7 separate regions of the Mus musculus genome follow, and all the other regions are linked to region 7. A link is a loop called in an ENCODE intact Hi-C map of the cell type or tissue named here. Cell type or tissue: left cerebral cortex. All regions are shown on one strand. Region 1 has its middle 810 kb from the start of Fam135b. Region 2 overlaps Khdrbs3 (KH domain containing, RNA binding, signal transduction associated 3). Region 3 overlaps Khdrbs3 (KH domain containing, RNA binding, signal transduction associated 3). Region 4 has its middle 56 kb from the start of 4930504C09Rik. Region 5 has its middle 2.0 kb from the start of Gm19782. Region 6 has its middle 82 kb from the start of Gm31550. Region 7 overlaps Khdrbs3 (KH domain containing, RNA binding, signal transduction associated 3).

The links. A loop is a pair of places that touch in the nucleus more often than their neighbours do. Peaks named below come from ENCODE experiments on the same cell type or tissue, not always from the same donor. Only the 100,000 strongest peaks of a DNase experiment are listed, where the experiment ranks them.
Region 1: a loop joins it to region 7, with 6 times the contacts of the local background. A loop is called at or near these places in 20 of 42 quality-filtered maps.
Region 2: a loop joins it to region 7, with 3.0 times the contacts of the local background. A loop is called at or near these places in 6 of 42 quality-filtered maps.
Region 3: a loop joins it to region 7, with 4 times the contacts of the local background. A loop is called at or near these places in 9 of 42 quality-filtered maps.
Region 4: a loop joins it to region 7, with 7 times the contacts of the local background. A loop is called at or near these places in 12 of 42 quality-filtered maps.
Region 5: a loop joins it to region 7, with 5 times the contacts of the local background. A loop is called at or near these places in 10 of 42 quality-filtered maps.
Region 6: it touches region 7 in a loop (2.5-fold over the local background); 9 of 42 quality-filtered maps call a loop at or near these places.

What each region holds. Positions count from the first base shown.
Region 1 is chr15:70,919,357-70,923,356 of GRCm38, forward strand. No RefSeq gene overlaps it. Among named protein-coding and RNA genes, the nearest start is that of Fam135b, 810 kb to the right of the region's middle. In left cerebral cortex, CTCF peaks have their summits at 1,001 (motif pointing left) and 1,742 (motif pointing left); DNase peaks (open chromatin) are centred at 985 and 1,721.
Region 2 is chr15:69,018,151-69,022,150 of GRCm38, forward strand. All of the region lies in intron 4 of Khdrbs3 (KH domain containing, RNA binding, signal transduction associated 3), which reads left to right. Gm31550 (a long non-coding RNA gene) reads left to right here. Exons shown (of 2, transcript XR_384163.3): 1 at 1-4,000. Among named protein-coding and RNA genes, the nearest start is that of Gm31550, 2.7 kb to the left of the region's middle. In left cerebral cortex, a CTCF peak has its summit at 3,869 (motif pointing right); a DNase peak (open chromatin) is centred at 1,624; H3K27ac peaks cover 712 bases.
Region 3 is chr15:69,082,107-69,086,106 of GRCm38, forward strand. The region is part of intron 7 of Khdrbs3 (KH domain containing, RNA binding, signal transduction associated 3); the gene reads left to right. Among named protein-coding and RNA genes, the nearest start is that of Gm31550, 67 kb to the left of the region's middle. In left cerebral cortex, no CTCF peak of the experiment used is centred here; DNase peaks (open chromatin) are centred at 2,359 and 2,508; H3K27ac peaks cover 488 bases.
Region 4 is chr15:69,324,475-69,328,474 of GRCm38, forward strand. No RefSeq gene overlaps it. Among named protein-coding and RNA genes, the nearest start is that of 4930504C09Rik, 56 kb to the left of the region's middle. In left cerebral cortex, a CTCF peak has its summit at 2,268; a DNase peak (open chromatin) is centred at 2,283.
Region 5 is chr15:69,920,199-69,924,198 of GRCm38, forward strand. No RefSeq gene overlaps it. Among named protein-coding and RNA genes, the nearest start is that of Gm19782, 2.0 kb to the right of the region's middle. In left cerebral cortex, a CTCF peak has its summit at 2,197 (motif pointing left); DNase peaks (open chromatin) are centred at 2,150, 3,213 and 3,897; H3K27ac peaks cover 177 bases.
Region 6 is chr15:69,097,024-69,101,023 of GRCm38, forward strand. It overlaps a transcript of Khdrbs3 not described here. Among named protein-coding and RNA genes, the nearest start is that of Gm31550, 82 kb to the left of the region's middle. In left cerebral cortex, a CTCF peak has its summit at 1,992; DNase peaks (open chromatin) are centred at 2,954 and 3,285.
Region 7 is chr15:68,935,095-68,939,094 of GRCm38, forward strand. The region is part of intron 1 of Khdrbs3 (KH domain containing, RNA binding, signal transduction associated 3); the gene reads left to right. Among named protein-coding and RNA genes, the nearest start is that of Khdrbs3, 8.7 kb to the left of the region's middle. In left cerebral cortex, CTCF peaks have their summits at 2,345 (motif pointing right) and 3,629; DNase peaks (open chromatin) are centred at 1,586 and 2,329; H3K4me3 peaks cover 2,003 bases; H3K27ac peaks cover 314 bases.

The DNA.
Region 1 (4,000 bases), 2.0 Mb after region 7:
TTGCAGATGTATCCATTTGGACTGAGTTCCACAACTCTGCATTTTGATTGGTTATGGTTTTCTAGATTGGTCTCTATCTCTTGCAAAGAGAAGTTTCCTTGATAAGGGCTGAGACAATATCAGAGGGTATAAGAACAAATATTTAGTAGACAGTTAATGATTGTGAAGTGACTAAGCCAGCTCAGTCAGTCAACAGGGTCTCTAAGGAGAGAATGAGGATTGAAAAAGAAGAACAACAATTAGACAACATTATAACATGATTCCAGCCCACATTGAGGCTGAACAAGCCTTATTTCTCCCCAGCCTGCTTTTACATCATTCTAGGTATATTAAAAAACCATGGTCAGTTCTTAGATCAAAAACAATGTAATCAAGCCAAGTAGTAAAGGAGATCACCCAAAAGAGTAATTAAGTAAAGGAGTGAGTAAAAGGATCACACAAGGTAATAATTAAGTAGGTAGTAAACAGAGCCTGTGGTCACTGTTATTAATATTCTTATCTGAGCCTACTTCATTGTCTGAGCTCAATGCCAAATGCCAAATTTCTAGAAGTGGTGTCGAAAGCTCTTAGTAGTTAAGGTCTAGTAAAGTTGTAGTTAAGGAGACCATTCCCAGGTTAAGGAAGCAAGAGGAAAGGTTAGAGACTTTAATTAGGGAGGCAGTGGAGATAAGCAGGAATAAGTAGAGTGGAAGTTGAAATAACACGAAGGATGTCTAAAAATGTTCTAAGGAATTGTACTATTAACAACCTACCTCTCAAAAGATCCTGTAATGTATGTAACTACATATAAGTAAACATATATAGTTCAAATAAATTTTTCTTATCCAGGCTGATAACTTTCTCTCCAAGAAACAAAGACTAAGTATCTAAGAGGAACTTCAACACCAGGTAAGAGAAATTCTTTTGAGTTGCTGATCAAGGTTGCCCAAGAGATTATGAAAATGTTACAGACTATTGCCACTGCCTTTGCTTGCCCCCTACAGGTAAAAGATAATTCCCTATTGCTGAACATGCCATGGACTTCTGACACAAGGCAAGAGGCCCCTGAGCTGAAACTGGCCTAAGTGCCTTCTCCCTTGGGAGCAGATTTTACAGTATCAGAAGATGCCTCACAAGTTTCTAAAGGCAGGATTCAAGCAACAGTCACACCCAACTATGATGCAGATGAACTACAAGGACAACCAACATGGCATGATAATCCTAGGGATACAGTAGCAGCATGCATATATTGCTTGCTACAGCAGCAGCTCAGTAATTGGACTTAGACCCCATTCACCAAGAGGAAAAGCTAGCCAACTAACCAGACCTAATGAAGCCGTGGACCTTGGAGAACCTATGAACATATTAATCCTAAAGATAGGAAATGGTAGACATAGACAGACTGTGTTTGGGATTATAATTTTAGTCACAATGTAAAAGCAAAGAAGGTGGATGTCAAGTAACAAATTGCATAACATAGTTGAAAATTACCTGACAAGATCAATTGCGGATATTCTTGCTAGGGAAGGAACTCCTAAGCATATATTACGTGGTAAGGACAGATATTCTTATGACTAATAGTCTTTGTAAGATTCTGCCATCCTTAGGAGAGTTGAAATTGCTAATCAACTCACCTGCTCAGAGGAGAACTCATGTACCTGTCCAGAAGTTTTTATGGATATTACAGGAGCACTAGAAGACAGCACAAGAGTGCCTTTTCCCTAGAATGTGAGGCAACACCTCCACCTAGCGGCTTCTTTGCTAAGTTCAAAACACTCCACTACAGCATAAACTCTTGAATGTGAGCATCTTTGCTTAGCCATCCTAGCCTTCCATTTACACTGCAACAGTGATGGTCTTACTATCTAGAGACATAAAACCAAAAGAAAGATAAGGGTATAAGAAAATTTAACAACATAACCATGCCATTAGAACCATTTAGAATTAAGGTACCATGTATTTAGAAAATATCCTTTGTAAGTCCAGGCAGGCCTCTAGGTAGAGGGTATCTTTGTGTCTGACCTTTTGATTGGAAGAATAGGACACACGAAGAGGAGATGTAGAAAAATTACTTTGCCTTTGCTGAGAGAGGCTGAAATCCTTCTTTGGTTCTGGCTGATGTATCTATCCTGTTAAATGTATATTATAAACTAGAATTGATAAGTGTACATAGAGAAAAAATAACCAGCATCAATTACAAACAAACCAATGTAGTATTGTATGTGTTGAGTTAGCAAGAAGATCATGGAGAAGAACAGGCATTTTTTATTATTTTGTAGGGAGTGTATGCTAAGAAGTCACAAAATCTCCAGCCTGCCTGGGAAACTGTGGAATGTCCAGCATTTGTCAGAGGCTGCATGACTTAGGTTACACCCTCTCAGTATGTTGCCATATTGTTAACTTAATGGACTACATGTTTTTAATCTTGAAGACTACAGAATTAGAAACATAGATCCTTGAAATAATAGGTTGCCAGACTCCTAGAGTCATTTATCTGTAGTTCCAGTTTTAGAGATGTCTAGAAGTTATTCTCTCTTCTTTGTACCAGCTCCAAGGGTGATGATGAGGGGCTTATTTCTCCTAGAGAGTATCACAAATCAGTGTTCTGTCTGGAGCAACGGTGGAGGCATATATATATATATATACATATACATATATATATATATGCACATTTGTGTTTATAGGTATATGTATTAGCATGTGTGTAGGTGAACAGGCATGTGCAAGTTTGTGTGTGTGTGTAAAGAAAGATGGTGTTAGTTGTCTTCCTGGGTTATTTTTAGGTAGCTTTTAGGTAGTAAAAGGACATGAGTAAACAAAGAAAGCAAAATTGAGTTCCCTGTGATGGTGGCTTCTTGTTCCCAGAAGAGATTGCAAGGAGAAACCTTAGGTAGGTTTCTAAGCACAACCAATAAAAGATAGTGGAGGATCTAGGAACCCAATAAGATACCCAGGTCAGCATCAAATGAACTTGTAGACCTAGGCTTCACCCTCTTGGATGGGATGAAGCTGTTACCCATCCTCTGTGCTTTGCTGTTGTGTCTATCCTAGACATTCAGTCTTTTGTCCTCACCAGGCAACATATTCAAAGACACCCCCCCCCCAGACCAACCACCAGTGCCCCTGTTAAAGTAATGTCTTTCACTTGAACCAAGAGCTCACTGACTGTGCTAGTCTAATTTAGCCAGCTTCCTTCCAGGATCCTTTGTCTTCCAACATTTTGATTGCAGGCAGGCTACCATTCTAACCTGGGCCTTATGTGGGTTCTGTGGATCACATTCTGCTCCTCACAGTGGCATGACAAGTGCTTTAACCCCGAAATCCTGTCCTACATTCCTAAGTGCTGTAGCCTTTAAAAGTGGTCTTCTCCCTCTCTCTTTCCCTCTTCCTCTCCTTCTCCTGCTCTCATTTGTTGTTGTTGTTGTTGTTGTTGTTGTTGTTGTTGTTGTTCTTCTTCTTCTTCTTCTTCTTCTTCTTCTTCTTCTTCTTCTTCTTCTTCTTCTTCTTCTTCTTCTTCTTCTTCCTCTTCCCCTTCCCCTTCCTCTTCCCCTTCATTCTCCCCTTCCCCTTCCTCCTCTTCTTCCTCCTCTTTTTTTCTTCAGCATGTTCACAGCCATTCTGTATCAAAGGCAGAAATGAGTGGTGGGTATCTTTATGGAGAACTTCAGTAGAAAAAGCAAAACTCAGGTTCAAGTGATCCCTGGAAGTGTACAAAAATGCCAGGCTTGTGGATGCTGAGAAAAAGGGGGCTATTTGAGTAACTAGCTCTGTCACAATGAAGTAGACTGGAGCTCACATTTACACTAATAAGATAGACCTTTAGAGTAGAGCTATCTGTGTATTCATCCACTCACAGACACGTTTACTGTGATAATTAGTAATCAGCTTGTTATCTGTACATGAGCAGGAAATGTAGAGAGGCGTTGAGGGAGCAAAAATGTGAGGGAAGGTTGCAGCACTAAAGGCACACCAGACATCTCATGGGCTCATTCATTAGAAGCGCCACAACTGCTAACCTGTG
Region 2 (4,000 bases), 83 kb after region 7:
CCCCAAACCCCCTCTGCCTTTCTGCTGCAAATTATATTCTCTTCCCAGTCTAGCTGTGCCAGGCACCCTGGTCGGTTTGCCTGTCTCAGAGTCCTCTTAGTTCCTTTGCATTTCCATTTTCACTTTAGTATCAGCTTCCTACTTCTGTAATGTTCAGCAAGGATTTTGCCAGATGTTTTGTTGAATCTGTAGATAAGCTTGGAGTTAATTTGTAACTGGTATCTTCTATTCTTGAATACCAAGTACTTCTCATTCTCAAAAACAATATTCTTTAACAACTCAAGAACATTTTGTGAGATGGGCAGTGGTGGCACATACCTTTAATCCCAGCACTCAGGAGGCAGAGGTTGGAGCATCTGTGAGCTCAAAACCAGCCTGGTCTGGAGAGTGAGTTCCAGCATAGCCAAGTCTACACAGAGAAGCCCTATCTCAAAAAAAAAAAAAAAAAAAAAAAAAAAAAAAAAGAAAGAAAGAAAAAGAAAAAAAAGAAAGTTTTCTCCGGGTATAACCTGGCACCACTTATTATGTAAAGAATAGTTCCAAATATTTTTTTAATTTATTTTTATTTTATGTGTATGAGTATTTTGCCTGCATGTGTGTCTGTGTACCATAAATGTGCAGTGCCTACAGACACCAGAAGAGAGTGTTGGACCCTCTGGAACTGCAGTTTGTGAGCTCCTGTGTGGATGCTGGGAATCAGACCCTGGTCCTCTGCAAGAACAGCAGATACTCTTAAATTGCCGAGTTGTTTCCAAATATTTGATATTGTCTGAAATTGTTACCAATGGAACACTTATTTAGAGGTTCAACTGGTTTTCTTTATATTGATTTTGCTCTTTGACTTGTGGCATATTTCTACTATTTCTAGAGCATAGTTTTTAAAAAAAATAGAGGCATTAGGAAGATTAGATAAAACCCTAGATAATTAGGAATTTTTGACATCAGCATCATGCTGTTGCTAAACATGGGATTCAGGAGCCTGAGACACTTTCCTTGGTGTCCTGCCTTCTTTCCCACCCCATCCAGTCCTCTGTGTTTTCCTACTAGGATGATCTTGTAGGGCTCCCTCCTTTATTCTACTAATAATAGCTTAACCACATGTGTTGGTTTTTGGTATGGAAAGCCAAGTTTGCATTTACTCTGTCTTTATATGCTGTTCTCTTGACGTGTTGCATGGTACGGTGTACTGTTAGTTTGTGAACATTTACACATTGGTGACCCTGAGACTGGCTTATAGGCAGTGTTTTTACACTTGTGTCTCCGGTGTTGCTTTCTGGGTGATAGAGCTGCCTTACCGTACCTTTTCTTTCAAGATTGAAGAACTAACTTTAGTCTTTCTTGAAATGTAGACCGGCTTCTATCTTGATTTTTCTGGGAGTGAGTTTAGTTGACCTACATGGAGAAGAATAGGCTTATGAAAGTTGGCTGACAATTTGTACCCATTATCCTTTGAGTGTGTCTCTGCATGACTCATAATGAGCATGGGGGTCATTTTGGTTCTGTGCACAGCACTGTTCTTTTGCTCTTTTGCTGTGTCTTGTGTTTGGTTTTGAGCAGTTTGTCCATCACGTGCCTGTCATGACTGAAATGAGTACACTGCCGTTCCGTGTGGGATGTTTTCAGTTGTTATTTCTTTGAGTTATTCTTTCTCTTCCTTCCCTTCACCCATTCAGTCGCACCCTTAAGTGCATCTTGGCTCCTGTCCTGCTGCTGTGGGTTTGTTTTCCTTCCTCCTTTCTCTGTTTGTCAGGCAGGGGTGTTTAAAGGGCCTGATCAGGTTCCCTGGTCCTGCCCCCACCATCTCAGTTCTGCTGGGCAGCTTCTCCAGCCAACCTGCATAGCAGTGACTTCACTTTCCACCTATCTTTTGCAAGTGTAACATCTGGGTCCTCTTCCACATAGTTACCTTTGCCTGCTTGGCCTCTACAAGGGTGGTTCACATTTTCTTTGTATGTCTCTTTATTCATGGTCTTTGAAAATGCTGGCATTTGAATAAGGTGCCAAAGCAGGTATTAATTCTGAGCACTTTGCTTCCAAGGAAGCTGCTGTTGCTGCTATTTTGTCTTCTATTTCTCTTATAATTATGTTCAACTGAACCCACGGACTCTGTGCCCTTCAAACTTCCTAGTGGGCAACATGTGTATTTAGGTCTTCCTATTGTGCTTTATAGGTTTTTCTGTCCTTCTAGAAGACAACATAGCTTAGTTGTCACTCTCAGTTGTCCAGAGGCCATGTGTGCTCAGGGCCTGTTTAATGTGATTTCTCTGTTGGCATGCATTATCGAATTCAGAGAGGCCCATGTTAATTGGCGTGCCGATCCTGCTGGTATAACCTGGAGTCACCTCTGCAAAGATGCACTGTCAGGCAGATAAGCAGGAGAGCCTATCAGGGTCTTGCCTGCTCCTCTCTGGGCTCTATCATGGTGTCCTCTGTTGAGCTGTATGTTGCTTCCCTGGACATGGTAGCATCAGGTGTGCTGGTTTGCTGTTCTCCCTCATTCATTCTGTGGTACATTTTACTGCTGTAGATGCTGCTGCTGTCATGGGGGACTTTACCCTTCATTCCAGAACACAGCACAGGAGCTCCTCCCCAGCAGAGCGATGGCTGAGGAGGAGGGATGGTCTTCCCGATGGCTGAGGAGGAGGGATGGTCTTCCCGATGGCTGAGGAGGAGGGATGGGCTTCCTAGCAACAGTGCGTGCCACAGACTCGACTTCTCTAACCTGCAATTTAGCTATTTTTTTCATGAGTGATTTTACTGTGTTCTTGTTTTGCTGTGTGGCTTGAATCCGTTCTGAGACTCCTTACATGGTGTCTTTGAGCCGTTTTCATCCCCTTGTTCTTTTTTTTTTTAAAAAATATATATTTGTATTAGATATTTTCTTTATTTACATTTCGTATGCTATCCCAAAAGTCCCCTATACCCTCCCCCCCCCCCCCCGCCATCCTCCCCTACCCACCCACTCCCACTTCTTGGCCCTGGTGTTCCCCTGTACTGGGGCAGATAAAGTTTGCAAGACCTAGAGGCCTCGCTTCCCAATGATAGCCGACTAGGCCATCTTCTGCTACATATGCAGCTAGAGACCCGAGCTCCGGGAGTACTAGTTAGTTCATATTGTTGTTCCACCTTGTTCTTTTTAAGGACACTTTCCTCACTCAGTCAAAAAAGCCATCTCTACTTCTTAGTGTATGGTTCTTAAAATGTATGGAATTTGTGTGATTTTTTTCCTGTGAGCATATGTCCAGTTTCATGATACTATTTTATTTCCACATTGTTTGTGTATTCCAGAGTTTATTTAGCTGCTCTTCAAATAATGAGTGTTAATATTATTTCCTATATATATATATAATGTCTACAAGGATGCCAGAAAAACCTTGAACATAAAGGTTGTGATATTTTGGCAAATAATTGTGAATACTAAGTTATTGTCAGTGAAGACATTGAATTCCAATGTTACTTTGCATTGTTGTGATTGTTCTTTTAACATTTTTTGACTGTGTGGGTATGGTGTGTGAGTGTGTGCTGTGTGAGTGCCATAGACAACTTGCAAGAATGAGTTCTGTCTTTCCACTGTATGGGTACCAGGGATTGAACTCAGGTCAGCCATCCAGATGGCAGACACTTTTGTCCTTAGAGGCAGGTCACCAGTCTAGACTTTGGAGTTAACTTTTAATGAGTCACTTCAAAACCTTTCCCACTTTCTCCAGGCTCACATAACAGACTAAACTCACTGGGTAGCAAAGTGCACACATAATTGTGTGTACATGAGTACACACAACACACATGCACGTGCATGCACGACCACAATTCTTTTTTTTTTTTGAAAGATTTCATTTATTTCATGTATGTGAATACACCGTCATTATACTCAGACACACCAGAAGAGGGCATTCGATCCCATTGCTGTGGTTGTGAGCCACCATGTGGTTGCTGGGAACTGAACTCAGGACCTCTGGAAGAGCAGTCAGTTCTCTTAACCACTGAGCCATCTCTCCAGCCC
Region 3 (4,000 bases), 150 kb after region 7:
TAAAATGAGTAAAACAGATTAAATATCATAATGGTTTTAAGTTCCTTATTCTTATTTTTGGAGTATAAGAGTAAGTTCTTTAAAAGTTCATCTTTTAAAGAGCCATTTAAAAGATGTGATGTAACAGTAAGAATGAAATTTAGTGATAGGCTGCTTGCCTAACATGCCCAAGTTACCTACTTCTTATTTATCACTTTTACCAAATTTTATTTTGTATCTTAAGAAGAACATTAAAATTGTTTGACAGTTTCTTTTACCCCCCACACCCCCTATCAGTCCCACAGTGGATGTTCTGAGCGATGTGATATCTCCCAGCCAGATTTAACAGTTCTGAAAGGTGTGTAATTCAGGAAACTGGACCTTCAATTTTCCTGACCTGATAGGGCTACTGCACCATTCTCATAGAGTCAGGGGGATTTCCTGATTAGCCTATAAATTTGTCCTGGCCTTTTCAATTGAATGTTATTTAAATTGCTGGCACACAGTGGAAATGCTGTAGATTCTGTTTTAGACTGGAAATAAAGAGAGCTTGCAGGAAAGCAAGAATCCTGTTCCCCATGCAGATGTATTATGCTGATGGTGTACTCTTGTCTGTTACGTGTACAGAAGCATTACGACGATAAAAAACAATGTGCCTTTCCTAATTAGAAAGGACTTCATGGCTAACAGTGCTCAGACTCAGTGACTTGCAGGTTTTTTTTCAAGGCAGAGTGTGGTTTGCTGGTACTGTCTTAATTATTGCTAAAGCACTATGAGTTTACCCACATGGTTTGGTGTCAATGTCAGCAGGGTGGAAAAGACAAATAGCATCTCGAGTTTTTATTATTGTGACAACATTTTTACTTCATGAATCCTGGGGGTTCTCAGGACACACACTGAAAGCTGAGGCTCTGAGCCATTTAAAAGATGTAACAGTAGTCTGTGGGAGAAAGACGGATCATCCCTGGGTCAGGCAGCACCAGGGTGGGGCAATTTGTCTAAATTGTGTTCTACATGTGCACACTTCTCAAGAAATGGATTGTCCTCTCAGGCTGAGCTAGTCTGTCACCGGGAGCAGTGGGAATCCTCCACTATAGAGGGATAGCATTCCCCCATCTCACTTGAACGTAGCTCTAAGTAAGGCCAGTTCGATCTCCTTCCCCACAGTAGGTGCCATTAGCCCTGAGGTGCAGGGTCCCTGTGGGAATGCAGGTGAGCGGAGAGCCAGGAAAGGCCAAGAGGCAGCATAGCTGGGGTGAGCAGGCCGGCCTGACTTCACTTAGAGCCACTTCCATCAATTGTTACAACCTGATTTTGTGGCTTTTTATCCAATGTCCTCCTGAGGAAATACCATTAAATATTATGAAAGAACTCTTAGGTAAGGAAGGCTCTTATTGAAAGTAGATTGAAATATTTTTTAGCTATTTACCCTTAAGGAATTTCAAATCTTCACTTATCTGTGATAATGGAAAAATAAGAATACTCCCAAAATTTCATTTGAAATATTACTTTTCATTTATTCTGCTTTATCTATAGAAATTCTCCATTATTATTGTAAGGATTAATGACTCTTAGTAGAACAGAAATACTGATCAGGGAAGTTGCTCTAGATCAATTGCCTATGTCACATAATAAGAATTTACCAAGTATTAGCTTAAATCTTATTATTTGATGATAATATATTCAGAAAGATTTTCCTTAAAGAGACGAATTGAATAATTGGAAAATCAGCCTTGTAAACTCTATCCCAAAGATGTAGTCCTTAGTCATCTGACCTCGAAAGGGCAGTCAGCAGTGCTACTGCCCAAAGCTGTCAGAACAACAGGAACAAGGAATAGTTACAGCGTTCACTGAGATTTCATTGGGGTACAGATCACTTCCAGTCCCCATGCTCTTGTCCAACTGCCGGGAACCCTGATTCTAGAGTTCTGACGTATGATGTAGTCACGGGGAGCAGTGTGATGGCAAGGCATATGTCACCTGTCACATTGTTCTGATGATTAAACAGTGTGCCCCCCTTCACAGACTTGCAGAATTAGGACTCAAAGGATTAGTAAATTAAACGGAATAAAAAGAAAAACACAGAGCTGAATCAAAATATACATCTCTTCCACCCACCACCCAGGCTTTCTTGAATCTTACCCCATGAACTCTCAGGAAGTCTTAGAAGGTCCCCAAAGAAAGAGTGAGGAAACAGATAAACCCATGGGGTGGGGCAAGGGGCAGCAAAACCATATTTAAGAGAAGGTACTATAAAGAGTGAGCATCTGGGGAAGAGCCCTCGCACAGGCAGCCAGGGTTGAGGGAGTCGTCTCTGCTGCTTCCAAGAGCTGCTTCTGAAGCAGTGTCTGCCTGGCTTGGTCTCCGGTGCCCACCAGTGCCGAGCAGTAGTGTCTGCATAAGGCCTGGCAGCACCATGCTCCAGGAGAACCATGACAGCTCCCCCCAACAGATAAGCGATCTGAATATCTAGCACTCTGACCCCTTTCTAGCACAAGAAAGTATTTTAAGTAAGGGTGTGTGAGTGAGTATGTGCATGTGTGTAGATGGGTGTTTTATTGACAGACAAGCAAGCTGAGAGTCTGAGAAGCAAGAATTCTTGCATTGCCAACATTTGCAAAGCTTTTTTGAAACACCAGACTCAGCATACTAAAAATGGCATACCTTGAGAGAATAATTCTCATAGAATGGATGATTTTGTAATTAATATCCATGTGGATAAGAAGACATGCCCCATAATGGCCAAACCAGCTCTGAAGTGGGATGGAAATGGTAAAGCTAAAAAAAGTATTAGGAAAAAAAAAAAAAAAGATACAAAGGCCAAGAGATGGATCCAGCCTCGCACTTCAGAAGGAGCCCAGCAGACTACAGAGTAGGAAAGCACAGTAAGGGGTATATAGTTGTCGGCTGACAGCATCTAGGGTCACCTGCAAAATGGGCCTCTCTGGGCATGGTGTTCCATGTCACTGGGGACCTGCAAAATGGGCCTCTCTAGGGATGCTGTCCCATATCACTTTGAAATGGGAAGACCCATCGTAATGGTAGACCAGGGACTCAAGACTATATGAGCTGCACAAATGGAGCTGAGAATTAGCTTGCATCAATCCCTGTTTCCTGACTGCTCTGACCATGTTGCTATGGTGGACCATACATCCTGAACCAGAACCCATATGAAGCCTTTTTCCCTTAAATTGCCCTTGTCAGTGTATTTCATCACAGCAACACTGAGAAAGACACTAAGGCAAGAACAAGAATTTTTAGAAAGAAGAAAGAAAGACTTCTTAAGACAAAGGTAGTTTTTCTACTCGCTGCAAAGGGCATGACAGCTGCCAAAGAAGCAGGCTGGCCATGTGTTCTGTATGCAGAGAGGAGGTGAAAACCTGCTAGCAACAAGCAAGCTGTATGACACTCAGCTAGCCAAAGGGTACTTGCCAGACTCCACAGCTTTGCAGGTATGAGGGATGCAGCCTGCTGTGAGCATCGGGCTGACCCAACTGACCTTCCAGCCTCGGTCTTCTCGTGGTCATTCCTGCACAGTAAGGTTAACCTCAGACAGCGACACTTTTGAAGAATAAAAAGAAATTAATATAATCTACTTCAGAGGTTTGTGGAGCAGAGTCCGATATATGGTGTATATAATATGATTATAAATTAAGTACATAGTTATATATTAGGCACCAATGCCTTCCGTATAGTAGGTAAATTAGGAACTGGCTTTCAAGAGTCCATCCAAGAAATACTTTGAAGTTCGACCCCATTCACCTCTTCCTGCTTTCCTCCCGCACTATCCCCCAGCTCCTCTCCTCCGTGTTGAATAGTCTTCGCTTTCCCTTCCCACCTCAGAAGAGGAAGCTGTGTGGGCATCCATAGGCCTGTGCTGCTGACAGGGGCAGATTCCACACCCTGTTTCTTAGTCTGAATTCTCAGCTCAGTGTCTAGCACACACAAAGGTCCCATTTGTGATTTTTTTGAATGCCTGATTCTACTCAGGATCTAATTTTATTTTGTCAAGATTCTTCTA
Region 4 (4,000 bases), 390 kb after region 7:
ATGGTAGATCTAAGAGCGTATGTACATGATGGAGATACTAAGAAAATCTGAAACACAGGGTGGGAGGCAGGTGGTATCACAGGAGGATGATAAATAGGAGGAGACACCAGATTGGGCTTCATGGGTCTATATATTTATATCGTTTCTGACTGCTTGCAGATTCCTGGGGCAGTGAAAAAGCTAAATTTCAGATACTACTTTCATAAACTTTTTAAACAGAAATAATACTGCCTTCTCTGTCAGTTCTGACCCTCAAGGAAGCTAGTTGCATGTGAGCTGTGAAAGGCTAGAGAAATAGAAACTAGTTTGCCCACTAACTGAGCTCCTTCCTTTTTGTTTAAGGGCTATTTTTCCTCATTTAACCTGAATTTTACATTAAAACAAACCAGCTCTCTTCTCCTTGAGTTGGACAGAATAGAGAGGTTTGAACTCTGAAGTAATCTCTTGTCTAGCTGATGGTGGTCACAAAACCCCCACCTACACATGATTCATTTGCTCCTGATGCTGTACACTCAAATGGAACAGAGCCTGTACACGTGTAACTGGCTGGAACATGGAAGAAGTGGGTTGCCTTCCACTCCCTTTGGAGTCTAAAGAATATGGTTTTCCCCATCTGCACCAGGATTTATGCTGAAGAGGAAACTAGGAACAGATAGGGAAAATCAAGCACCCTTGAGTCAAATGGAAGAAGAGACCATACTACAGTGTTCTACTGAACTTATTTTCTTCCCAGCAGACCTAGCAAACTTAAGAATCTCTCTGCAGTCACATTCAATTCAGCTCAGTTCGATTCAATTCAATTCAATTCAATTCAATTCAATTCAATTCAATTCATTCAATTATTAAAAAATATTAAGTATCATCTCGTATCTGTTAGTTAATGTTTTACTACTGGGGAATGAGGAGCCAGGATGACCTAGTCAAGATTGCTACATTTGTATAGAAATAATAGAAAAATAGCAAAGGATTGTCTTGGCATAGCTGTACATGTTACATGAAATAGAACATTTATTGGGAGGGCTATACTCAGCACCAATGACCTTAAAACTCTTAAGAAACAGCAATTTTATTAACTTTATTCTTTGACATTTTCATGAATGTATTTAATGCTTTCTGGTTATGCTTACCATCACCTTTTCTTCTTCTCTGCTTATCCATGTCAGCTCTCATAATTCAAAGGAATTTCTTCTACAAAACATGTGGGTTGTACAAATTTAATTTCCAAGAATACTTTTCATGATATTTATCTTAATAAGAAAGCAGATAACTAACTAATTAAGAAGACTTATTTAAACTAATCCATAGCATATCCTTTGCCTTGTATATTATGGTTAATATCATGCATTGTGACCTTAATCTCATACCAAAAATGACGTTGCTCTGGGGATGGGCAGATAGTTAAGCAGGTAGGAGTGCTTGATTCACAACAGAAAATTAAAACCTCCAACATCCATGTGCAAAGCCCAACCTGGATGTCTGACTCTGTAACCCAAGCACTGTGGAAGTGGGATGGGCAGTAATAAGAAGGCTAATGGGACTGACTGGCCCAGCATGCCTACAGATTCAGTTAGAGACTTTGTCTTCACAATAGAATAAAGCAGAGAATGGTAAAGCAGGACACCAGATATCCTCCTATATCTTCTGCGTATATTCAGGGGTACATTCTCTCATACACACATGCATGTCCACTACACACATGTATATTATTGGAAGTTTATGTAAAAAGATAAATTTAGAAGAAAGTATTAAGACACATTAGCTCTAAGTAGGTTGCATTGTCTTTCTTGGGCTATGGTAGGTACTTGGGTTTGGATCCTGAGCCGCTTTTCTGAAGTAGAAATAAAGATGACCTTGCAGGGTCATTGTGAATTTTAAATGAAGCAATGTATATTAAAGTGTATGTAGCAAACAACAGTACTTGGTCCAGAATTAGAATTTAATAATGATGTGTTTATCTACATTATATTCTAATGTGCTTATAATTAATATGTATTACTTCATTAATCAGAAGTCCAATCAATATTACAAAAAGAAGTGGGAGGTAGGAGAAGGCAGGCTAGCTCTCTGACAAAGAAGATATCAAGTGCCAGTACTGCATGTCTGCTCCACCACTGGTTAATAAATATTAGCTTAACAATAAAGTGATATCAATGAATTGTTGCAACAAGTTTAATTTTTCTTCATAAGGGTCTTGAGAGGAGACATTTGCCTAAACCCCAAAGTCCTCATGTCTTGGAGTGATTAGGATTAGAGGACAGAGCTCCACCCAGTGGATGATCACACTTCTTCAGCAGAAGTACTGTCTTGGGTAGTGGTGATTTCCAGCCATATTGGAGGTCATCTAGTGCAAAGTAGGAGCTCACCTCTCTATTAGCTTGTAAAAGAGTTCCTGTATGGATTGAAAGTTGACTGTCTCTAACCTCTTAGGCTGTAAGTACATGAAGGATAGAAAACCTTTCTTCCCTCTTCATGTCTTCCTAAGATCTACAACAAAAACAACTGTTCCTTCTCAAATTTCAAATGAGATGCTAAATTTTGTACCTTTCATCCTTTCCCAGCCCCACCCACAGAGGCATGATGACATTATAGAGCCCCAATGGTCTGTGATGCAGTACTTGGTACCAGAGAGGGTTCCCCAGAAATCTTGATGAGTACTGAAGGAAAGAAACCACCTAAGCTTCACGATGAGAAGCTTCACATTAACATTTGACCACATGTCTCAGAGGAGACATTTTATAAACTCTTTCTATGTGTTTTGTCACCTGTCAATAGGAATGGGAATCACCTATCTTGGCCTCGGTAGAAGAAGGAAGTGAAGACCAACTAAGAATTATGTCTGCTATACACACAAATAATTGTTTTTTTCTCTACATCACCTATGCTTTATTTTTTGTGCTTGACCACAATATTCATCATTAAGTTTTCTTGTCTTTTACTTATCTATTCCATTTTCCTGAAAAAAATATTTTAATACCTGAGTTTTTTAAAATTTTGTAAATGTCCTTATGCCTTGTCAGTTAGATATTATGCAAACCCAAAGCAAGTTTGCATAGTACAGGGTTGAAATAGAAAGAAGGAAAGCCTTGCTTCCTATTCTTCCCCTCTCTAGAACTTTTCTCCAACCCCCACTATGGTCCACTTCTTTCTATATTCCGTGATGCTTCAGATACTTTCTGTTATAGACTCAGATCTCCAGGTTCAAAGCTATGATCCACAAACAGGTGAGGACATGCTGCCTTTGTCTTTCTCCATCTGGTTTACCTCGCTTATTATTTCTAAGTTCCATTTACCTGTAAATTTTATAGCTTATTTTTTTTGTGAGTCTTGGACACATGCACATAAGAACAATGATAAATGGACTCAGAAGAGATCATGAAGTTTGGAGGGAGAGTGGATATCTGGAGGAATTGGAAAAGAGGGAGGAGGGGGTGAGATCTGCATATGAATAATTCACATAGGAAGTTCTCAAAAGGAGTCAATTTTAAAAAGAAAAAATATAAAAGGAAAAATTACTCTTGGGGTGAAGTCAATGTTTGAAGCACATGTTGTGTGAAAGCTGAGACTGAGACCAATGGGGAAGTTTTGTTTTTGTTTTTGTTTTTTTAAAGATTCATTTTCTTTATGTATATGAGTGCTCTAACTGCATGTATGCCTGTGTGCCAGAATAGGCATCAGATCCCACAACAGATGGTTGTGAGCCACCATGTGGTTTCTGGGAACTGAACTCAGGACCTCCAGAAGACCAGTCTGCTCTTAACCATTGAACCATCTCTCCAGCCCCGAGGAACTTTCTTAGAAGGTAGTGATAAGAAGAAATGAAACCTGTAGCACCTCCATGTTTCATTGCCAAGTGCTATTTTTTGACCCATTTTCCTTTAATTAAGAAGAGAAACTATGACATACAATTTAGAACTAGGTTCTATTTTTAAATTTCTGCTTTGAAAACAGACAAAAATCTGTACTGTTTTTATATGTTATTATTTGGATGAATAGTCAAAAA
Region 5 (4,000 bases), 990 kb after region 7:
AATAGGGGTACAATGACCAGGCACAACAGATTGTCTTCTGTGCTAATGCACAAGGAGATAGAATGGCCTTAATTACAGGTATAGGTGGGGGTTCATGGCCAGATCTGGAAGTCCTAAAGTGGTACTGAAGACCTAAAAGATTTCTGGTGAGCCACTGGTCTTGAGCTCACAAAATAAGTCTGAAGAAAGTGGGTTCTGCTATTACTAAAGGAATGTAGCCATAATGGCAGCAACATCAACAGTAACAAGAGCAGAGTAGATAGAACCATCAACCAGGAAGATGAAAGTGACTAGCAAGACACAAATGCAAAGAGACAGAAATCAAAATTGTTATCTAGGACACACTGTCATATAGCTGTCCATGGAAACTGTTGCCCACATTTGTGTTGCTTCTTCCTATCTCAAATAACCTGATCAAGAAAATTTCCCATAAGTGTGTCTAGCATGTTATCTCTTACTTGAGTTCAGATCCAGGCAAGCAGACAAGCAAGAATAATCATCACAGTGAGATTGAAGCATGTTTGTGCATTGAAAACCCATGCTGTTTCGCTTCAAGGGAACCTTTTGGGAGGTAGCATTTGGTTACACTTGTTTAATGAAAAAGGTGACAGGGGCCTAAAGAAATTTAGTGTTCCACCTCAGGTGTCTCCTGGGGAATTAATCTCCTACACCTTAGAGTTCATAAACTATTTATTTAACATTCTGCAAGCTTTAATTTTTTGTGGCTGATTTTGAGAAAAGCAAGGGTCATTGCCAAGGTGACAACAGTGAAAGTCACAGCCTACAAGAAAGCCTACTAGAGGCTCTTAGACTTGGAGATGTTATGTACCATCATTTAGAGATTTTGACCTGTGAAGTGAAATAATCGTCTGTATTGGTTTATCTTCTCCTCTTCCTCCAAAATGGACTCAGCAATTCAAAAGAATCTATAAAAGACTAACCTGTGCAGTTTGTATTCACAATGTAAAGGTGGAAAAGAAGAGCCAGGAAAAGACAACAGGCTTCCCTTTTGTCTTGTAGATACTGGATTCGTTGGCAACATTGGCATTCTGTTTGTTGGCAGCTTTCATTTTGTTCTAAAGAGTTATGAAATATGGACACTCTTTCTTCTCTTTGTGCTTTTGGTTGTTCATCTCTAAGACAATGCAAAAGGAATTCATATCTACTTGCTTTAAAATATTTATTTGTAATTATGTATATGTTAATGTGTCTATATGTAGGTGTGTGCTTATGTGTGCAGTTGTGCATGGAGAACAGAGGCATCAGGCTCTTGGAAGATCAGTTCTATATAGTATTGAGCCACAGCTGTGGATGCTAAGAACTAAACTTGGATATTTTGCAAGAATAATATTTGCTCTTGACCACTAAGCCATTCTTCAGGTCTCAGTATATTGTTTTCAAAGGACTAACTATATGATATAATAAAGAGTTATCACAAACTTAGAACCAATGAATTCATAACAATTAAAATACACTATATGCTATAAGTAACAGGTATATATTCAGGTATAATAGAGTTCTCCTATAGATAATATAAACCTACCCCTCATATTCTATCTCACAATAATAATTACAGCCACCAAGTGATCCAATCCTAAGGACTGGTATCTAGCCCAAGTTTGATTAATGCTCAGGGTACATAGAGGTGATTTCTTTAATAGAATGATTCCCTATTGAGAGACTTATCATTTGAACTACTATAATATCATCTCCAATGGGCCTCTGACTCAAACCTGTATTACTACAATTCTCTTTCCACACATTTGTCAAATGAATAATTTAAAACAAATATCCAATACTGTGTCAGCTCTGTTTGAAAATTCTTCAATGATTCCCTATAGTTTTATGAAGAAAAATTTCAGCTCCCTGCCTTAATATTAGGAGCCATCATAATTTGAAAGATTTAGTGGGTATCAAGCAAGAATCAAGAAACATCCTCTACCACTCCCCATACCGTGAGTATGGTTCTTGGCAGATGAGGTGATTTAAGATTCACTGAAAGCAGTGCCTGGATACAAATCTCACTTTCAATCATTTGCCCTCTTATTTAAAAATGCTTGCTCCAAGCTGGAGAAATGGCTGAGCAGTTGAGAGTACTGTCTGCTCTTTCGGAGGAACCCGGTTCAATTCTGAGCATGTACAGGGCAGTTCCCAACCATAATTACAGTTCTAGGGTATCTGATGCCCTCTTCTGGCCTCCATGGGCACCAAATATATACTTGCCTCACATACATCTATATTTAAAATAAAATGCAAAACACCATACACATTTTAAAAATATAACAAAATGACAAATTTAAAATCATTGCACCCTATCCCTCACCTCCTATAACTAGCCATATTTTTACCTTTTGATTAAAATCTATCGCAAATACCTTCCATTTCGAAAGCATTCCTTTTGTGATGCACTGCTTCCAGATCTACATGTACCTTTTCTGTCTTGATTTCTTCCTGTATTCAAACAGTTTGCTTCTGCTACAGAAGTCACTGAAGATGACTATCATTCTTAACAATTCATTATCTTAACATGTTCTACAATAGTGTTATTAAAAATGTTGTCTATCCTTTTATAACCTCAATGACTAGTACTATGTTACAGAAGACAGAAGGAATGTAGCAAATATTTAGGATCAAGAAGAGGGTGGGAGATGTGGCTCAATGTGTGATGTGTGTAAGAGTAGGATCCTGAATTTGAATTCCCATACCATGCAAGTGTCATCAGTTTTTATGCAGAGTCATAACTACTTAAGTGTCTGACATTGAGAAAAGTGACAAAAAGTAGATGCTGGAAAATTTCTTGAAAGAGTGGAATTTTCTGAGCTCATTTGATTCTGAACTTCCCATGACTATAATTTAAGATATCAACTTTTATGCTTTATGAGTCATCTGTCTGGTGACACTGATTATCAGTGACTAATAAGTGTTGACTTGAGTGTTTGTAGTTCCTATGGGGTACCACAATAAGTAGCTGGTGATGCCCCAGAACCATGTGATCCCAGGAATATGAACACATGGAAAACCAATCTTCTCAAGGACCCCACAGTTCCATCAGAGTGCTGATCTGCTTTTCTGAGCCATTGATGTGTTTTATTAACTATGAAACTGTTGAATTTTGGAGACATCTTTGTTAGAAAAAAGTCAAGGTGCTAATATACCAAAGCCCAGATTGCAAGGATTTCTTCCAAGTCTCTAGGACGTGGGACCATATTTGCATGGGTCTGTGATTTGGCAGGATGCCAAACTACACTACTGCAAAGGCTCTGTTCACATTTCTTCTTGAAACCATATTTTCTGCGTTGACTAACTGGCAGCTTTGGATTGCCTCAGGCTGATAATGGGCAACTGAGCTGTTAGACCAGGTGGCATTTATTTATTTATTTTACAAAGGGAAGGGAGGGGAAGAAGGCAGGATGCAAATTGGAAAGTCCATTTTTAGTTATAGAACAGAAAAATAAAGGAGAAAAAGAAATTGATTTTTAAGAAGTTCCAGATGTTATATGCTTTTTATTTGCAAAGCCATGTCTAAAAAAGGGAGTTCCATTACAAACAGAAAAAAAAAAAAAAGGAAGAGAAAGAAGCAAGGAACCACAAAATCGACAGGATGATGTTTAGTTGAATTTGCTTGTTACAGCTTGCATTCATAGTGAATAAGGACAGTTTTCTTTTAAAAATGGAGAAAAAATTCACACCATTTACATATGAATAATTACCTTCATACTGTGTCTACATGAGGCAAACAGAACTGCCTCAGCTGCTGAAGTTCCACAGTGTTGTGTCTTAATCACCGAGCCCACCTTGCTTGTTCCAGGAGCCATCTGCGAGGCTCTATTGTGTTCTGCTTTCTTCAGCTGTTTCCTTTGGTCCAAAGCAGGACTTTAATTAGCATCCATTAACACACTGCCAAGAGCATCTTCCATCAGCCTTTTATATCGCTTTAGATGGAGAAGAAATTATGATTCCTGAAATGAATTGTGTTTTGTCTGTGTGCCAGAATTCTACA
Region 6 (4,000 bases), 160 kb after region 7:
CTGATCGTTCTAGTGAATCAGTATTCCCTGCCCTTTTGCACATGGCATTGGCCCCAACCTTCAGGACTCAGTTCAGTGTCCTCTCTACTGTTAGCTCTTCCATCATCCTCTCTGAACTCAGCCCGGGTCCCGTGGTAATTATACTGCAGTCCTCTGCCCTCTCTAAAGAGCTGATTTTGTGACTGTTACTTGATTTCGGTATTGATGTCACTGCATAGTAGTTGCAAGCTGTATCAGTGGCCAAGCATGTGCTTATCACTTCCTGTTAACTGTTTCATTGAATTCTAATTACTATAAGTGTTGCCATCTGCATTTTATAGAGGAAGCAACCACGCTTCGGAAGGTGAGGTCATTACGTTAGCTCTAAATCCTCATAGCTGATAGAAGCAAGGTTTGAATAGAGCTGCTGGGGTCTGAAGCCTTGAGGTTTTCAAACACTGCCTTGTCCTGGTCTCCTTGTTACACTGGTCTCATCAGAGTGAAGGCTTCTCACAATGGGGAGCTGTCTGCTCCCTTCTATCCCACCAGTCATCAGCCAAACATCGTGACTGTCCCTGCTCCTCCCTTCCCCATCCCTGCCCCACGTTTCTGCATAAGGAGATCCATTGACTTTTCAATGAAAACATCGTGTCCTGAACATCATGTGTTAATAAGTATTTCAAGTCAAGTCACTCTTAGTGTTCACGTGGGGTTATTCTCTTCTGAGTATCTGTCTGGCAACAGGTGGAAAGCATATGGAAACAAAGACAGTTCCTGCCCTTGAAAGTGTCACAAGTCTGCTGTGAAAATTAGGAAGCAAAGTGCCAATCAGCATGGCCTGGGACATATACAAGTAAGATGCTTTGTAGATGCCTGTAGAGGGATGGCATACCCGGGCAGGGTGCTTAGAGAAAGAGGAAGTTGGCAACAGGGGCTTAGGGCCAGATGAAAGAGGATATCTTCACACAGAACAGGCCACATTATAGGAGTACCCATCACCCAGCATGGTAACCTTGAGTGAAACCTCCTCTCTACTGTAGGGGCCCCACCCATGAAATGAACACGACCCAGATATCGGCCTTGATAGAGCTCTGCAGGTTAAAGCATGCTCAAAACAAGGTCAAAGGTCTTTCATTCTCTTCTGTTGCTGTGTGTTCGCATAAGGCGGTGTGATCCTGGAGCAGTTGGCAACCATGTTAGATGATGAATGGGAGAGATGAGCTGGGCTAGTAGGTGAGGGACGAGACTGGTGTGCAGGAGCTCCCTCCAGCTTGCCTGCTCTGCAGACAGAGACCACACCGCCATGCACTAAATTCCACCCAGAACTCAGGACAAACCTCCTAGAGCCCAGCAAATGAAGAGTGGAGAACTCGGGTAGGTGCCCTGCTGTCTCCAGGCTGGCTCAGCACACAGCCTCAGGCGGCTTTAGTCAGTCAGCAAAGAGAGAACCGAGCCATGCCCAAGGCACAGGGAGGCAAGCCGAGAGGCCCCTGTGGGGGAAGAGATGTCATGGAAATAATTACAATGCAGATAATCCTACTTCTCCATCTAGCTCAAAATTACATAGAGATACCCATCATGCTGTATTACAGAGAAAGGCCCCATATAAAACTGATGGCTTTGAAATACAGTCAGAAATCCAACTGCCCCTAAGTCACTGTTTTCAAAATCTGCAGGGAATAAGATAAGGTTTATGTCCTCTATGCAGTGTTCTATAGGGACAGGAAGGAGAGAGCTCATTCTTAGCTTTAAAGTAGACCTTGTCATTCTGGGAAAGGGATGCTGTAAGTCGGTTCCCATCCCATCCCAACCTCTTTATCTAATGGGAAATTGCAGTCACTTGCAGATGACTCTAATTCCTTAGGAGGACTCCTAGTTCCAAGAGCTCACCCCACCTCCAACCCTGACCTTCAGAGATCCCCTCCCAGGCTGAATTCATTTTCAGTTCTTCCAGTTAGTGCTCGGCTGTGTGTCTTGCTGCTGTTTCTGCCTCTGCCTGCAGATGGGGTTGCTCCTCGCCTGCCCACTGCGCGGAAGCCTCACTGTTGTTCCACAGACACCTCACTCCTTGTGACCCCTTCCTGTCTGTCCGCTATCTCCCAGATACCACGTTCCCTTGCCCCATTGGTCCAGCTCATAATCTAGCACTTGCCTATCAATTCCAGTAAGACTTGAAGCACAACACACACACAGGAAAAGGAAACCTTCTTCCCTGGCCAAAATCTCTGTACCCAGTCACCACTCAGAAGACCCTTGAAACGTTCTGAATTCTGACAAATGCTCTGTGACTAGGTATTTGACCTTCTTTCCACCGTCAAAATAATAAACATCTGTGGTACAATGCATGGTAGATTGAAGGAATGCGGTAGCTTTGTATCAGATAGGAAAAAAAAAATGTACCAGGATTTCTTTGGTCTTCTTTTACAACTTTGTAAACAGGTTGTGTGTGTGTGTGTGTGTGTGTGTGTGTGTGTGTGTGTGTGTGTGTGTGTGTTGAGAGAGAGAGAGAGAGAGAGAGAGAGAGAGAGAGAGAGAGAGAGAGAGAACACTCAGGTACTGCTGCTTCTGTGGGGTTCATGGCACCTGGTACATGGTGGGCTGGAGGCATGTGAATGAGCAAGGAGAGATAAGGGTCTTGGGTTCCGTTTAGGTTGCCTTCTGTGTGCCTTATAGCAGGGGTGAGATCCTCACCCATCCTGAGGCCCGTTCTCTCCTTCCGGGAGCCTGCTTGCTTTTAACAGATACTGTTGAACGTCAGGCTTTGTACCAATCATTAGTAAAGGGCCTCCCTCCTGGAGCCCTGAACCTTTTTGGGGGCGTCACAGTGTCTTTGCCTATCTTTCCCTCTTTTCTGCTTCTCTGGATCCTGCCATCTTGCCAGAGGTCTCTCTCTCTCATCTTCAGCCAAAAGAGTCCGCTATTTCTGTTAGAGATTACCGGCTGACAAGACTCAATCCAGGAACAATTTGAACCCCTGCTTCATTGCGTGGGTTGTCTTTCACATGCCAGTAAGCTCTCAAGCAGACGTAAGCGAGTACTTTACATTTTATAAACTTGATTAAAGGTTGGAAGAGCTGCCATATTAAAAGTATTTTATTTCTGTGTGTTAGTCCTTTGATACACAGTTTGTGTCAGGTTCTTCAGTGCGCCATATGTAGGTAGCCCCAGTATGTTTGGGGAATAAAAGACTCAGAGACAGTGACTGCAGAGGTGGTGTTGGGTGAGGGTGATGTACTGGGTCAATGGAAGCAGGCAGGGTTGAAGCTGAAATGGGATTGTGAAAGTCAGTCATGCATGTCTATAGGGATGAGAGACACACTAGAGTTGACAGGCTGACGTAGGTGTGAGGTGCTGAAGGCACTGGCTGCATGGTCTTCTTGTGTGGTTGGGGACTTAGTAGCTATCGCTGGAACATACCAGGTTGCCAGGAGACATGTGGAGCAAGATGCAATAGAAAGACCAGAAGGTGCTAGGTCTCTGCAAGCTATGAGCCTGTCACTTTGTCCCCTAGCACAGGTGTGTGCAGTTGGAGCATGACACAGGGACCCCACATGCTGGGGCTGCTGTATTCCTTCTGAGTGTCACCTGGGTGTGGTGTTTATTACTAAAGGGGTTATTCAAACGTGCAGTCTCCTTATTAGACAAGAATGAAAGGCAAGTGCCCAGGACAGACCCACGAGAAGTTTACCGTCTATTTCCCATAGTTGGGGTGACACAAGCATGGCCTTTCTGAATTCAGCCCTGAACACAGTGCACCACCAATGTTTTCTGCCCTCACTTCAGCCAGTCTCTGCTGCACTGCCTCTGCCACTGTGTGTCCTGTGTGTGTGCCGAATCCCCGCCTGGGTGCTCTGGCCAGAAACCCACCATTTGGCCCAGATGTTATCATTGTTGCTTTGTCGATGTGTACAAACGATCTTCATCTTTCTCTTTTCCAGGACCTGCTTCTGGGGAGGCCGCTTAAGGACACTCACCTCACCATCATGCCTACTCGGCAAATGAACCACTGGCTCGCCAACGT
Region 7 (4,000 bases):
ACAGTCAGCTATTGGATGGAACACAGGGCCCCCAATGGGGAAGCTAGAGAAAGCACCCAAGGAGCTGAAGGGATCTGCAACCCTATAGGTGGAACAACAATATGAACTAACTAGTACCCCCAGAGCTCATATCTCTAGCTTCATATGTAGCAGAAGATGGCCTAGTCGGCCATCACTGGAAGAGAGGCCCCTTGGTCTTGCAAACTTTATATGCCCCAGTACAGAGGAACGCCAGGGCCAAGAAGCAGGAGTGGGTGGGTAGGGGAGCAGGGCGGGGGGGAGGGGGGTATAGGGAACTTTCCGGATAGCATTTGAAATGTAAATAAAGAAAATGTCTAATAATAAAAAAAGAAAGGATGTAAAAGGCTGTTACTCAGTGTTGTTTTTAAATAAAAGTTTGATTATGGTAGAAGCCCACTAGGAATTTCCGTTAGTGATGATGAATTTTTTAAAAGAGGTGTCTGAAAATGTGCTTTAACAGAAAGGCCACCCACTGTGTCCTGAGCTTTCCAGCTACACTAGCATGAGCCTTGGTGGGTGTTCAAGGTGAGGAGTCTTACTTATGTATGCATCCCGAGAGTCAGAGAAAGCGGGCAACGTGGCCTAGAAAGTGTGCTACTGAAACCTTCTCTCAGGGCCTGCTGTGTGAAAGAGCCTGTAGAACCTGCAGACAGAGCTCTTTGTTTTTAATTCTTGGTCACCAAGGAATCAACTGGTTCAGAGTGTATTAGATTCTTACTTAGTTTCTGGTATAATGAGAAAGTCCCTATCCTTCAAAGCCAGGTTCAAAAGGAAGAAAGGGAAGGAAGGCAAGGAAGGAGGGAGTGAGCGAGGGAGGGAATGAGGGAATGCTAACGCACAAGGTTATATTTCCACAATCAATAGCCTTGGCTTTCTTGAAGGGAGCATATTTAAACATATATGACTTGAAATTACTATTGTTGAAGCTGCTGCTTATCCAGGGCCCTTTCTCATTTTCATGATTTATGTATATTGTTTCATTTAATTCTTCTAACATTGTTAAAAGAATATACCATGCCCAGCAGTCCTGGTACACACCTTTGATCCCCACACTCAGGAGGCAGAGGCAGGTAGATCTCTAACTTTGAGGCCAGCCTGGTCTACAGAGTGAGTTCCAGGACAGCCAGAGCTGCACAGAGAAACCCATCTCAATGAAAAAAGAAAAGAAAAAAATGAGGAAGGAAAAGAAAAGAGAAGGGAAGGGAAGGGAAGGGAAGGGAAGGGAAGGGAAAGAAAGAATAGCTCATTTTACAGATGAGAAAACTGATTAGGAGAGTCAGCTAATTAATCAAGGTCACTCTGCCTTGTGCTTTGGAGCCTGGGGTAGTGTGCAAGCAGGCACTGCGACTGCTCTAACTATAGAGCTTAATTAACTGCAAAGCCTTGCACCAGTGATCTGCTGAGCAGAAGAGGTTCCACGTGCTATAGAGGGGCAGACTGTGCCTACCGCCAGTGTGGAGACTGGTGGATGGCATTTCCTTAGGGAGTAGCCATACCCAACCAACAAAGACCAAATGGTGCAGAAAGAATTCTCTGATTATGCAAGGTGACACCCTTCAGATTTGTCCAATTGCTTAACTCCTCAGACACTCAATTTGCCCATTCACAAGTTGAGGACCCAATGCTCTGTTAGTATGATTGGTGGTTCACACACATGTAATATAGAACACACAATAGGTTCTAAAGTATTACTGCCTGCTGTTGTGGACTGTCCCGAGACAGGTGTGTGAGTACTGGTGTCACTTGGCAAACACACTGTGTCTAGTGACCACACACAGATCCTAGCATTATTATGCATGATAATCTTCTGATATGAGGGTGATCTGAGTTTTCCAGCCCTGGAAGTTCTGGCTTAGGAAGCCCCTTTAATTCCATCAGAACCAGCAGCCCTGGTTTTATTTCATTACGCTAGTCAGGGCACAGCACCCTAAGCCTAAATTTAACAAATGAAGTTCCATAAACCTTTTTTTGACCACAGCTTAGAGCGTGTCTGGACACTGCAGCACAAGAGAGCTTGCTCTGAGCTGGGAGGCTGTAAATTTCCATGATTTTCACCAATCGGCTTCTGCTGCTATTTTAAGAGTCTTAATGGTGTTCTGGCATCTTACTGGTGCTCTTCTTTGGCGTGGTAAAGGGCATGGATGTGGGCGAGCAACGTCTTTGATCTCTCCCTTCAGCATAAATCCTACACTTGGGGGTCACTACTGGTTCCAGGTCCCATTGAGAAATTAGAGGGAGTGGGGAGGGGCAGTTTTCATTCTCATTTTCACAGTGGTGTTCTTCTGATCATAATACATAGCTGTGCTCTGCTTTTCTTCCACTAGATGGCGCTCCACATAGCTGAAGATCCTCTTCTGCCCACCTAGCTTAACTCCTGAACTGAAATTAGCACTGATGCACACGCTTGCCTTTCTTTGGGGTTTCATGCATTTCTACTATTTTTTTCCTTCAAATTTAGTCTACTTTTGCCGTCATTTCAGGACACAGAGGCATGTTTTTGTCTAGTTGCTCATGCTTCTGAGTTCCTAAGGGGTGCTGTGCACAGTTGCTAGCTTGCTCTTCACATAGTTCATTTAGTCCTGGTACTACTATGTGAAACGAATTTTGTTCATCTCATTTTACAGATAAAGTAATGGCGGTCACAGGATCAGTTAACTGTTTGAGTCTAGAGAAGGCTCTGTGACCTAATGAAAGACTCTACAAACGCTAGATTGACCACTCTGAGCTAACTAGGATGGTCTGGCTTGTGGCTATGGGCCATTGTGGTCTGTTCCTTCAAAGTGGAATTACAGTTCTCAGAGTTAGTTTGCATTGGGGCATGCATATCAAAGTCTGAGATACACAGCAAGCAACAGTAAGAAAGGTTTGTCAGCTGGTGTGGGGTTTTCTGCCTATTCATGCCTTTTGCTGCTATTGACAAGAGTGAGTTAGAGGGCCTGCCTGTGCCAGGGACAGAGCCACAGGAGGGTTTTAGAAAAACAAACATGCCTCTCTTTTAAGGTGATTTTTTTTAACAGTGCTGAATACTGGATCACTATATCTAGTGACTATAAGAATTCCAAAAATTGATTATCATCAATTAAAATAGTATGTCTTGACATATTTTGAACTACTAAATTGAACTGGGAATATTTAATTCTACTAAACTGAACTGGAACGGTTCTGCCTCTGTTGAGCTCATTTGGTGTCACTGAGACGAAGTGACGGTGCTATCTAACGTGAGGTCTTCCCGTGGTCTTCGCTGCTCCTCCTGTTTTATCTGTGTTTCAGACCCCAGCTCTTTCCCGTTGACCAGTGCAGAATGAATGGTTATAACTGCTTTCTGTGGGAACGGGACTGGATTTTCTTACTGCTCTCGCTTCTTTGTCTCTTCCTTTCAGTCCAGTTGTGCCCAGAGAGCATAAACAGAAGTTAACCACTTAGAAAAATCCCTTGCCTTAGCTCCTACACTGTGTGCAAGCAAGCTAGTTAGCTGAAATAAATGATCCTGGGGTCGGACTCAGTCTATTTTGCAGAACAGGATAGTTAAGTTTTGTGTCAGCATAGTTGGGCTCATGTCTTAGCACTGCCTTTGATGTGTTGTGGTTGTGGCTCAACTCTTCTCCGCCTCAGCCCCCTGTCTGCAAATGGTGATTAAACAGGTTCCGGCGCTCTGGAGTGTTTGTAGCGCCGCTGTGTGATGCTTGTGCGAGGCTCCCTGGCAGGCTGGGTGTGTAGAGAACATAGAGCAAAAACTGCTGCTGCTGTTGTCCTTGCTGTCGCCTTCATTATTGTTTTTAACAAGTAAGTAATCCTCTCAATGATTTCATTTATTTCTTTTGTGTGTGTTTGCATGTGTGACTATAGAATCCATGGGAGGGCATCAAATCTCTTGAAGCTGGTGTAGTGAGCTGCCCAGTGTCGGTGCTGGGAACACAACTCAAGGTTCTTAGCAGGAATAGCGAGAGCGTGCAACCACAGAGCCGTCTCCGGCCTCCTT